Linked DNA regions of Homo sapiens: region 1 is linked to region 2. Evidence: read pairs that join two places in POLR2A ChIA-PET (ENCODE). Cell type or tissue: Caco-2. All regions are shown on one strand. Links, peaks and the distances in the headings refer to the core of each region. The heading gives the core; the rest is flanking DNA. Region 1 overlaps RBFOX2 (RNA binding fox-1 homolog 2). Region 2 has its middle 23 kb from the start of RBFOX2.

Region 1 (6,326 bases), core at 990-4,989, 240 kb before region 2:
CCTTGTGAGGCTGAGGCGGGCAGATCACTTGAGGTCAGGAGTTCAATACCAGCCTGGCCAACATGGTGAAACTCCATCCCTATTAAAAATACAAAAATTAGCCAAGCATGGTGCCAAATGCCTTTAATCTCAGATATCTTGGAAGCTGAGGCAGGAGAATCGCTTGAACTCAGGAGGAGGACATTGCAGTGAACTGACATCGCTGCCATTAAACTCTAGCCCGGGCAACAGAGTGAGTGAGACTCCATCTCAAAAGATAGAAAAAAAAAAAAACCCCTCTCTTTAGTTCTTAGAAAATATGTTATGAAAACTTTAAATTTTTTTGGAAAAAGTCTATCTTCGTCACCCATCACCATATAACTTCTTTACGTTATTTCTAGGTTAGGATAGTTTTTATGATGTCTTTATAGCTATTCTGGGCATCTGACGAGAGATATAAAATAGTTATCTCCCTTCCCCTTCAAATTATTCAATGCTCTATCTCTCTGTCTCTCTCTAGCCATATGAAACATACTGCTTCAGAAGCCCTCGCTGAATCTACTGGCCTGAAGACAGACATGAAAAAGAATTGAATTGGAATTCAGGTGGACTGGTGAATGAAACACAATAAGAGCACCAAAGGTCTTATGCCCACATCAGGCATAAATATAATCTCACAGGAATCCATAAGAAAGTTCTACTAAATAATTGGTAAAAGCTAAAAGATAGAGTTTTCAAGTTAGGATTAACAAGGCCAAGGCGACTTTCTCCTGCTCTGACACTGCTCCTTTCAGCCTCCTCGTTTTACTCCAGCCTCCATTCTCCACCCCAGCCTGCTGGGAATGAGACTCTGGCACACAAGTACACAGTATGAATTCTCTCACAGCGTTATTCTCAACAGGGCTGACTCAGATAACTGAATAAACACATCAATTAGCAGTGGGAGATGGGGAGAAAGGTAAAAACATTTCCTGCAATCCACTTGTAGCCTAGGCACTAGGCGTTTTACAGAAATGCAAGCCAGGCAGAGGCTCTGTTTTCCTAGAGGGGTTATGTACCTCCCTTAAGAGGTCAAGAAGAAATTCTTAGTGGATTATTTTGTTACTTACAGAAATTTCTTTTAAAATTTTTGTTAAAAATGTAACAACAATTGTTTATATATTAAGGGAATGAAATTGGGATAGGAGTGATTTAACATTTTCTCTCATATAGCATGCAATGTCTGAATATTTCCCCAAGTATACATTATTAAAAATGTCAAATGGTTTCAGATTTGTATTAAATTTCCAGGCCATATTCCAAAGTTCTATGCTCAGAAGAGAAGTACAACAGCCTTCAGCAAACTATGAGATAACAGTTCACATGAGTATTTCTAGGTATGAATTTACCTCTATACTTATATAAAAATGTTTTGTTTCTATTACCAGAGGCTAAGCTGCTTAAGTATATCTCATCTGAGAAAAGAAATTACTAGCTTTCTCTTTAGTCCACAAGGCTAGACAGAATAGCTCTTTTCCCTAACCTAGCAATTTATAAACTTTCTTCTGTTTCCAGTTAAAAGTAATTCCTTCCTTTCCTATATTCTTATAACATTTAGCTTGCATCCCCTATAAGACATTGAAATCTAAAGCCTCATACTTAGCAAACGTAAATATGTATTTTAACTCCCCTATTAGATTAAAAGGCTCATTATGATGGGTGGAGACAGTCCTGTACAATGTAGAATCCCACATCGTACATAATAAATATGAAGTGTTAAACATTTATGAAATAGAGGAAGACTGAGATAGAAAGTCAGGTGTGTGCACATTACAGCAAACTGCTTTGTTGGGCTAGAGAGCATAACAAGGGATAACACAGAGTGAAACAAGTGTTGGTATCTTGGGTTGATATCAAACTGGAGTGCAGGGATGGGAAAGTAGAAGTGGGGAAGCATTAGGAAAGCAAAGAATCAACATTTACATGCTTGTGCTTTATGCACTTAATTTCCTTCTGTCTTACAAACACAGGCTTTAAGAGTTGTTGACCAGCTGTGAGTGAAAATCAAATGTAACTATTAATTTCTGAGTTGAGAATGATGTCTTTCTCTTTTAAACCACAGATAGTAACAGAGGCGATACATATTATATACAGCCTTTTGGTGTACAATGTGAAATATGCTAAATGTTTTCATTCTGAATTCAAACATACAGTTGTCCCTTCATATCTGCAGGTAATTGGTTCCAGGAACCTCCCAGCCCCCGCCCACCACAGATGCCAAAATCCTTGGATACTCAAGCCCTTTATATAAAATGGCATAGTATTTGCATATAACCTACTTACACACATCCTCTTGTGTACTTTAAATCATCTCTATATTACTTATAATACCTAGTACAATGTAAATGTTATGTAAATAGTTGTTATGCTGTAGTGTTTAGAAAATAATGACAAGGCCCTGCATGGTGGCTCATGCCTGTAATTCCAGATCTTTGGGAGGCTGAGGAGGGAGGATCACTTGAGCCCAGGAGTTTGAGACCAACCTAGGCAACATAGTGGGATCCTGTCTCCACAAAAAATTTTTAAAAATTAGCTGGGCATGGTAGCATGTGCCTGTAGTCCCAGTTGCTCAGGAGGCTGAGACAAGAGGATCACTTGAGCTTGGGAGATAGAGGCTGTGGCGAGCTATGATTATGGCACTGCATTCCAGCCTGGGCGACAGAGTGGAACCCTGTCTCAAAAAAAAAAAAAAAAAAAAAAAAAAGAAAAGAAAAGAAAAAAGTGTCAAGAAAAAAGAGTCTGGTCAGGCCAGTGGCTCACAGCTGTAATCCTAATGCTTTGGGAGGCCAAGGAGGGAGGATCTCTTGAGCTCAGGAGTTTGAGACCAACCTGGGCAATGGGAGACCCTGTCTCCTAAAAAGAAACAATGTCTGTACATGTTTAGTACAGACACAGTCATCCAATTTCCCACCCTAATTTTTCAATCCGCAGCTACTTGAATCCACAGATGCAGAACCCGTGGCTATGGACAGACAACTATAGTATTACAGTCGTCAAACAGGAACCCATTCAACAGTCTATTGCCTTACCCACAGCAATCTCAGAGGTTCAATCATCACCTACCGACAGGTGACTTTCAGTGTTTTTTCTAGGTCCAACCATGTGCCTTCTCCCCAGTTTACATGGAATGTAGTAAAACAGAAGAAAGCATGAACCTAAAAGTCAGACTTGAGTTTAAATTCCAATTATACCACTTACCAGATGGGTTGTTTACTTCAGAGGTGGGTGTGAAAATTAATTGAGAGAGCAGGTGAAACTGTTTTGTTACTGATTCTTTAGCATATTTTCTGTTCCTACTGAATTATTCTGAATATTATTTAAAACCTATGCACAGTACTGTAAGAGAACACAGAAATGACCCAAAATATAATTGTCTTCATATTTCTAGGATAACTAAAGTCTATGTAATCTTTGAGAGAGAAGGGTGTATTTTTGTTTATATCTTCTCATTTATTCCTCAACTTCATTCTAATTTTCTCAGTTTGGTCACCTTGAGTCCCACTTATATACATAAACTGCTATTGTATTGCTTCTAATCAACAGGCTGCAAATCCTAAAAGCTTCTCAATTCCCATACCACATATATGGTCAGAATGGATCATGCACACAAACAGATCAATATTAATTTTATTCACACCATCATAAAAGAATCACTTCATTATTTTGGTAGAGCATATTCTCACCAGTTTATTACCACTGACAATGTCACTAATAGTTTTTCTAGTGCTATTTATAAATGGAAATTAATTTTCTAGGATTATAATACAAATAAAATGTTTTTACTTTTAAGTATTTTTACAAATTATATCATTTTGATCCCTTGGGATTTGCTTAGATGGGCTCAGATTTCAAACTCTATTTGCCTTTGTTTAAAAAAAAAGAGTACCTAGGCAAAGGCCTGTCATTCTCAGATCTGGTACTAAAAGCAGTGGCTTCTGCCCAGCTGTCTGTGACAAGAGGAAAATAACAGCTATATAACTGTTCTCTCAGAAAGATAAGAAGACAACACTGGATTTAAAATCATCTAGGATCCGTTTTTTTAAAAAAATTAACTCTGTAGAAGAACAGACCAGGAAAATCCAGATAAATAAATCAGATAAACACATACAAAGACAAAACAATGCTCATTTGCAAGACTTAAAGCAAAATTACTCTAGATTCTTAACTTACACAAATACTTAAATCCCAAATCTCCTTCCTTCAGTATCTAAAATATTCTCGTTTTTTGTTTTGTTTTGTTTTGTTTTTAAGTCTAAAGACAACCAAGCTATTGAACTGTTCTTAACTTTTTTTTTAAACTACCATAACCTAGAGGAGAGCTGTAGGGTAGAATTGTTTTGCTTTTCTCACCTCAAGAAAGTTTCACAATTTTGAGCACCCAGAGCAGACAAAAGTGTTAAGTGTCTAATAATCCTGAATACATTTCTGGTAAGTTAGGTAAAAGTAATACATTTTCTCTTTTACAATACATCTGAACTACACTCAGAGCCATAAGATGTTAGGCAACTTGTAGGTAAATGTGATGTTGAGAGGAAAAATCTATACAATGAAATCTCCATGTAGTCTCCAAATATTTACCTTCAGGTTGAATTCTAAGAGTTCGCTTTTCACTTGGTTGTCTGGAACTTACTGAATGGCCAAGATCCCAAGGAAGCTCATGGAAACAGATTCAATGATTATATAATAAGGATTACTGTAATAAAAACCAATCGCCATTGAAGTATTAGTTTAAGAAAAAAATGTCTAATTTCGGGTAAGGAGTTCAGACACACCCATTCCTGCTTCAGTCTCAACAGTAAGATGCAGTAAGAAACTACTTCCATACAACCCAGCTCCTCACACCTACCAACTCATCTTTTACCTTGTTCTTTGAAAGCAAAGATGACCATATTTTATTGCGTATAACACCCATTCAGGGAACATATTTAAAAATGCACATGTCAAGATCCTTTCCCCATAGATTAGGATTCAGTGGGTTGGAACAGGACCCTGGTACTTACTGGTGTAGATGGTTTGGGTCCCACATTCTGAGAAACACTGACTTAGAGGCTTTGGCTGGCAAAATGGGAGAGAATTATGGTTACAGCATGCCTCCAGGACATGTCCTGAAGCATCTACACCTTTAGAAGAACAGAGTCAGTTAAGAGATTAAAGAGGGCATAGAGGCTAGGCCCCATGGCTCCCAAGGTAATTCCAGCACCTTGGGAGGCTGAGGCATGCAGATCACATGAGGTCAGGAGTTCAAGACCAGCCTGGCCAACGTGGTGAAACTCCATCTCTACTAAAAATACAAAAACAGCCAGGTGTGATGGTGCACGTCTGTAATCCCAGCTACCTGGGAGGCTGAAGCACGAGAATCACTTGAACATCGGAGGCAGAGGTTGCAGTGAGCCAAGATCGCGCCACTGCACTCCAGCCTGGACAACAGAGTAAGACTTTGTCTCAAAATAAATAAATAAATAAATAAATAAATAAATAAAAAGAGAGCATAGATGATGAGAGGAAGGCAACAGTGGCTATAAATGTAAGTTTCCTAAAAGTAGAGGGTTACCTTCTTATATGGAACCTGCAGCTAAGAGAATAAACACTAGTTGTTTTCTAAAGTGCAAATCTACTGAAATGTAGGCCTCACAATGGATCCTTCTTTTAGCGTGGGTATAACTAAAGAATCAGGACCAAAAGATGAGTGTGCTGCAGTCATGTAAGGGGGCGTTGGAATTCAGGAACACGACCAGTACAATCTTGAGCTCTTATAAACAGACAATTAATAAAATAAATTTTTAAAAAACCAGGCAATACAATATAAATCCTTGCTTAGAATACCAATAAATGACACAAGCTGGTATATGTAAATTTAAGGGCAGTTACAGGCTTGGCCAACAAGAATATTGTAAACTTGCCTCCAAATCACTTGTCAACACACACACACACACACACACACACACACACACACCCCTCTTCTGAATTACTCAGAGGGAAAAGCCAGTCCGGTCTTTCCCTTGAGGCTGAGTTTTGAAATCTCACAGCAATGAATATTTAAACAGGAAAATAAATATTTCAGAACAAAGTCATTCAAACCTATAGTCTATTAGGTGAAAAGCAACAAACCCTGTAATAGTCTTAATATTTCCAACCTCTTAAAAGCTCTTTCCTCTATTTCTCCTTAAACAAGTATTTAGAACCTCAAACATTCATGAATCATGTCTTCCACTGGCAACAACAGACAGCAAGAACTACTCTGGTTCAGCTACCTGCTTCTTTGGAAATGGAAGGCCCTTACAATTAATAGTTAACTGTCTGTTCTATTC
Region 2 (6,326 bases), core at 1,363-5,362:
CTGGAGTCCGTCTATGACTTCATCATTTGGCTTAGCCAAGATTGGATTCCAGATGAAATGGAAGGTGGGCTTAGTTTTCTTTTTTACATCAGGTGATGAGTTTTTTTACTTTTTTTTTTTTTTTTTTTTTTTATTGCCTCACTACCTGGAATGTCTCCGGTGGCCCTGGGGCTTTCTGGGAAGGAGATCAAATGTCTCTGAAACAGGCTCATTTCCACAGGTGGCTCAGCTGGGTTCATACACTAATCAGATGGAAGACTCATGACTAAGCGCTTAGACTCCAGATAAGTTGCACAGACATTAATAGAACTGTAGAATGGTAACAGTGGAAACACTCTCAGCTGTCACTTGTGGACTAGACTCTACTTGTGCGACCCCAATTAGCAGAGGAGGAAACTGATTGGGAAAGTGACCTACCCAAGGACACATTCTGGGGAGGTCATCTCTCTTCCATCCACTGCTTTCTTTGGCTCTGCTCAGATGGGAGCCATACGTGTTCATCTTTCACCATTTCCAAGACAGCGACTAGTCTTGAAAGGAATGCCCGAGTACGTTATCAGCCTCCAGACTGGTTGACAGCGTGGGCTGGCTATAGACTCTTCTTGGACTAACACCAGGACTGCTACCCTGAAAGGGCTTCTCTAGAAACAGAGAATTGGGTTGAATACAAATATTCTACTACCAGAATCCCAGTGAGGAAATCTGAGGCATGTGAGTCAAGAGGAGGGATTGACTCTGTCCTATTTTTGTATCGCCAATAGCACCTAGCAAAAGGCTTTCAGTGTAACAGACACTAAGTATGTGTGTGTTGAGCAGTGCCCACTATGTGCTGGGTATTGTCCTAAACAATGTTTCTCAGTGTTATCTGGGTGTCCCTGGGGATCCCTAAGACCCTTTCAGGGGATCCTCAAGGTAAAAAGAAAAAAAGCCGATTGTTATTTACCTTTTTCACTCTAATTCTCTCCTGAGTGCACAATGAAGCTTTCCAGAGGTGACATGATGTTCAGCAGCTTATAGAACGTGTGCCTGGCCAGGTGCGGGGGCTCACACCTGTAATTCCAGCACTTTGGGAGGCCAAGGCAGGCAGATCACCTGAGGTCAGGAGTTCGAGACCAGCATGGCCAACATGGTGAAACCCCGTCTCTACTAAAATTACAAAAATTAGCCAGGCATGGTGGCGTGGGCCTGTAGTCCCAGCTACTCCAGAGGCTGAGGCAGGGGAATTGTTTGAACCCAGCGGGCAGAGGTTGCAGTAAGCTCAGATCGCCCCAGTGCACTCCAACCTGGGCAACAGAGTGAGATGCTGGCTCAAAAAAAAAAAAAAAAAAAAAAAAAAAAAGAACGTGTGCTTGTCATTCTGTTTTTTGAAATTTTCTCTGTTTTAATTTCAAATATGGTAAATATCAACAGATATAACCCATTATAACAAGTTATTTGAAGTCTTCAATAATATTTAACATCAAAATTTTTGAACCAAAAATGTTGAGATCCACTATTCTAGAGGATAGAAGAAGCTAATAAGAACTATTAAAAAAAAAATAGAGCAGAGTAAGAGGAATTGAAAGGGCCTGGGATGGGTGTGAGTGATGGGGGACGGGTAGCTACCAGCATTAAACAGAGTGATAGGAGAAATAAACCTATAAATCAAATATCTGGCTGGGCATGGTGGCTCACACCTGTAATCCCAGTACTTTGGGAGGCCGTGGCAGGCGGATCACCTGAGGTCAGGAATTCAAGACCAGCCTGGCCAACATGGTGAAACCCTGTCTCTACTAAAAATTCAAAAATTAGCTGGGCGTGGTGGTGGGTGCCTGTAATCCCAGCTACTCAGGAGGCTGAGGCAGGAGAATTGCTTGAACCCAGGAGGCAGAGGTTGCAGTGAGCCAAGATAGTGCCATTGCACTCCAGCCTGGACAACAAGAGTGAAACTCATTCTCAAAAAAAAAAAAAAAAAAAAAAAAAATCTGATCTCTGAGTTGTCACTTAAAATCCCCTAATTTTTCCTAGATTTAAAGGTTTTTATTGTGAATTGAATCATAAATATATAAGAATTGATAGGCCAGGAAGTCAAGACCAGCCTGGGCAACAAAGCAAGACCCCATCTCTATAAATTAAAGCATAAAAATAAATAAATAAGAAATAAAAGGGGTGCAGTGGCTCATGCCTGTAATCCCAGTATTTGGGGGAGGGTGAGGCAGGAGGACTGCTTGAGATCAGGAGTTCAAGAACAGCTTGGACAACATAAGGAAACCCTGTCTCTCTCTCTCTCTCTTTTTTTTTTTTTGTTTGAGACAGAGTCTCGCTCTGTCACCCAGGCTGGAGTGCAGTGGCACAGTCTCCCTTCATTGTAACCTCTGCCTCCAGGGCTCAAGCGATTCTCCTGCCTCAGCCTCCCAAAGACCCTATCTCCATACAAAAATTAAAAAAAAATTAAAATAAAAATATTTCTAGCACTTAAAAATTCTACCATAGGCCCTCCAAGATAACATCACTTTCTAGTCCTACAAGGGTAACCTCTATTCAGATTTTAAAAATTAGTTCATTGGCTGGGGTGCGGTGGCTCATGCCTGTAGTCCCAGCACTTTTTGAGGCCAAGGCAGGCAGATCACCTGAGGTCAGGAGTAGAAGACCAGCCTGGCCAACATTGTGAAACCTCGTCTCTATTAAACATACAAAAATTAGTGGGCATGATGGTGGGTGCCTATAATCCCAGCTACTCGGGAGGCTGAGGCACGAGAATCGTGTAAATCCGGGAGGCGGAGATTGCAGTGAGCCGAGATCGTGCCGTTGCACTCCAGCCTGGGCAACAAGAGCGAAACTCCGTTTCAAACAAACAAACAAACAAACAAAAAATACAAAAATTATCCAGGTGTGGTGGTGGGTGCCTGTAGTCCCAGCTACTTGGGAGGCTGAGGCAGGAGAGTTGCATGAACCTGTGAGGCAGAGGTTGCAGTGAGCCAAGATCATGCCACTGCACTCCAGCCTGGGTGACAGAGCAAGACTGTCTCAAAAAAAAAAAGAAAAAATTTATTTATATTTTTGTAGAGAAAGGGTCTCACTATATTGCCCAGGCTGGTCTTGAACTCCTGGCCTCAAGTGATCCTCCAGTCTCAGCCTCCCAGAGTGCTGGGATTACAGGTGTGAGTCACTGAACCAGGGCTCTATTCTGATTTTTTAGTTAAACATTCCCTTGCACTCCTGTGCAGTTTTACTATCTATGTGTATCCATATCTTGTTTGGTTTTGGAAAACGAAGAAGCAAGCTCAAAACATGGTAAGTAAAAGGCAATATTGCTACTACTAGGTAAGGTTTCCTAGGAGAAAATGGGCCGAAAGTGTGGATCCACGGTCTGGCTCCAGCTGTCTGCAAGAGGGGCTTCCAGGGAAGTCCGTGGATATGGGGGCCTCTGAAAGAGCTGTAGGGTGAGCTGTGAACTGCAGTCTGGCAGAAAAACATTCAAGGAGAGGAGCCTGCTCCATTTTTTGGTTTGTTTGTTTGTTTCGCTTCTCCGCTCATTGGTCTATCTTCAGGTCTCTGGAGCGGGCCAAAGCTGAACACTAACACCAAGCTGAAACGCCTGCAGGGAGAATAGAAACTCTTCTAGCACCTGGTCAAGGCAAGTCAGCCCTAGACAACAGTTAAAACTCCACGTCTCTCAGCATTTTCTTCCTTGAACTCAAGCTAGGATCTTGGTGGTAACACCCAAACATGTCTGCCTATCTGCTGAGTCACAGGACTTCCTGGGGACTGGTTGGACTGGTTGCCCTCCCTCCACACTGTCTGGGGTATGACTGTCACTCTCTCATGTAGTAGACCTCTGGCTTACTGAACCCACATCTTCTCATTCCCTAATCTGTACTCTTTGTTTCAATGGAGCTTCTCCTCCTGTAGCTTGCCAAGAAAGCCTGCGTGGGAAAGTATTTTGAGATCTTAGATGTTTGGAAATTTTTATGTCTAAACATTTCAAATATTCATACCTGGTTAATACCTGCACTGATAATAGAATTTTACATTACAGATTACAGATCGTTTTCATTCCAACCTTTGACAGCATTGGGTCATCGTCTAGCCCTCAGTGTTGCTATGGGAATACTGAAGCTATTCTGATTCTGTGTTTCCCTCTCTGGAAGCTTATAGAATCTTCCTTTTTCCTCTCAGGATTCTGAAATTTCACAGCAACGTACCTTAACTTGGGTCTATTTTCATCCATCTTGCTCAGCACTTGTGAGGGTTCTTCAGTGTAGAAATATGCATTCTGCAAAATTTCTTGAGTTGATCATTAATGATTTCCTCCCCATTCTCTCTGTTCTCTTCTAGAACCCCTGTTATTCTGATGTTGGATCTCCCAGACTGGATTCCCTTCCTTTCTCTTCCCTTCCCTTCTCTTCTCTTCTCTTCCCTTCCCTTCCCTTCCCTTCTCCCTTCCCTTCCCCCTTGCCTTCCCTTCCCTTCCCTTCTCCCTTCCCCCTTCCCTTCCCTGCTTCTCCCTTCCCATCCCTTCTCCCTTCCCTTCCCATCTCTTCTCCCTTCTCCCTTCCCATCCCTTCTCCCTTCCCTTCTCCCTTCTCCCTTCCCATCCCTTCTCCCTTCCTTTCTCCCTTCCCTTCTCCCTTCCTTTCCCTTCCCATCCCTTCTGCCTTCCCTTCTCCCTTTTCCCTTCCTGTCCCTTCTCCCTTCCCTTCTCCCTTCCCTTCTCCTTTCCCTTCTCCCTTCCCTTCTCCCTTCCCCCTTCCCTCCTCCCTTCCCTTCTCCCTTCCCCCTTCCCTCCTCCCTTCCCTTCTCCCTTCCCTTCCCTTTCCTTCCCTTCCTTGACCTGCCCTTCCCTGCCCTTCCCTCCCCTCCACCTTTTATTTTCATTTATTTTCTTTTCTTTTCAGAGACAGGATCTCACTATGTTGCCCAGGCTAGTCTTGAACTCCTCCACTCAAGTCATCCTCCCACCTTGGCCTCCCAAGGTGTTGGGATTATAGGTGTGAGCCACCGCACCTGCCTTCTTTCCTATTTTCAGTCTCTTTGTCTTTGTTGCTCTAATTTCTCTTCTTTCTTTTGTTTTTTTGCTCTGTCACCCAGGCTGGAGTGCAGTGGTGAGATCATCTCCCTGCAGCCCCGAACTCCCGGGCTCAAGCGATCCTCCTATCTCAGTTTCCCAAGTAGCCAGGACTGCAGGTACATGCCACCATGCTTGGCTAACTTAAAATTATTATTATTTTTTTAGAGACAGGGCTTTTTTTTTTTCTGTTTTGTTTGTTTTTGGTTTTTGTTTGTTTGTTTTTTGACACGGAGTCTCGCTCTGTCACCCAGGCTGGAGTGCAGTGGCGTGATCTCAGCTCACTGCAAGCTCCACCTCCCAGGTTCACGCCATTCTCCTGCCTCAGCCTCCCTAGTAGCTGGGACTACAGGCGCCCGCCACCATGCCTGGCTAGTTTTTTTGTATTTTTAGTAGAGACGCGGTTTCACCATGTTAGCCAGGATGGTCTCTATCTGCTGATCTGCCTGCCTCAGCCTCCCAAAGTGATGGAATTACAGGTGTGAGCCACTGCGCCTGGCCAGAGAGAGGGCTTTTTTTATGTTGCCCAAGTTGGTCTTGAACTCCTGAGCTCAAGTGACCCTCTTGCCTCGGCCTCCCATAGTGCTGGGATTACAGGTATGAGCCACCGCACCCGGCCCTTGCTCTAATTTCTTCAGTGGTTCCTCAACTTGATCTTCCAACCCTTTTATTGATTTTTTAAAGCGTCAACAATCCTATCTTTAATTTCTAAAGCTCTTTCTAAATCTTTGAATGTTACCAAACGGAACCCTGTTTTTGTTTCAGTTGTGGGATGCAATAATCTTTTATCTCTCTAAAGACAAAATGATTTTTTTTTTTAACTCCATGCATGGTGTTTGGTGTCTGTTTCTTTTTTGTTTTTTGAGACAGAGTTTCACTGTTACCCAGACTGGAGTGCAGTGGTGCAATCTCAGCTCACTGCAACCTCCACCTCCCGGGTTCAAGCGATTCTCCTGCTGCAGCCTCCCAAGTAGCTGGGATTACAGGCACACACCACCAAGCCTGGCTAATTTTTGTATGTTTAGTAGAGATAGAGGTTTCACCATGTTGGCCAAGCTGGTCTCGAACTCCTGACCTCAGGTGATCTACCCGCCTCAGCCTCCCAAAGTGCTGGAATTACAGGCGTGAGACACCATACCAGATCCATGGTGTCTGTTTCTTCCTGGTTGCTTTGATCCTGTCTGGTCCTGTCTGTTTTGGTTTCTCTCTTCCATGTTCAAGGTTTTTCTTCAATGTGAGGTATTTCTTAGCTCTCTTCTCAATAAAAAGCTACAAAGTT

Evidence for each region. ChIA-PET counts read pairs that join two places held together with the same protein. Peaks named below come from ENCODE experiments on the same cell type or tissue, not always from the same donor. Only the 100,000 strongest peaks of a DNase experiment are listed, where the experiment ranks them.
Region 1: POLR2A ChIA-PET joins it to region 2 with 5 read pairs; 2 of 35 experiments call an interaction of 5 or more read pairs at or near these places.

What each region holds. Positions count from the first base shown.
Region 1 is chr22:35,812,015-35,818,340 of GRCh38, forward strand. The region is part of intron 2 of RBFOX2 (RNA binding fox-1 homolog 2); the gene reads right to left. Among named protein-coding and RNA genes, the nearest start is that of APOL5, 97 kb to the left of the region's middle. In Caco-2, for the core only: no CTCF peak of the experiment used is centred there; no DNase peak of the experiment used is centred there.
Region 2 is chr22:36,049,048-36,055,373 of GRCh38, forward strand. No RefSeq gene overlaps it. Among named protein-coding and RNA genes, the nearest start is that of RBFOX2, 23 kb to the left of the region's middle. RefSeq lists an enhancer at 2,979-4,178. In Caco-2, for the core only: no CTCF peak of the experiment used is centred there; a DNase peak (open chromatin) is centred at 3,754.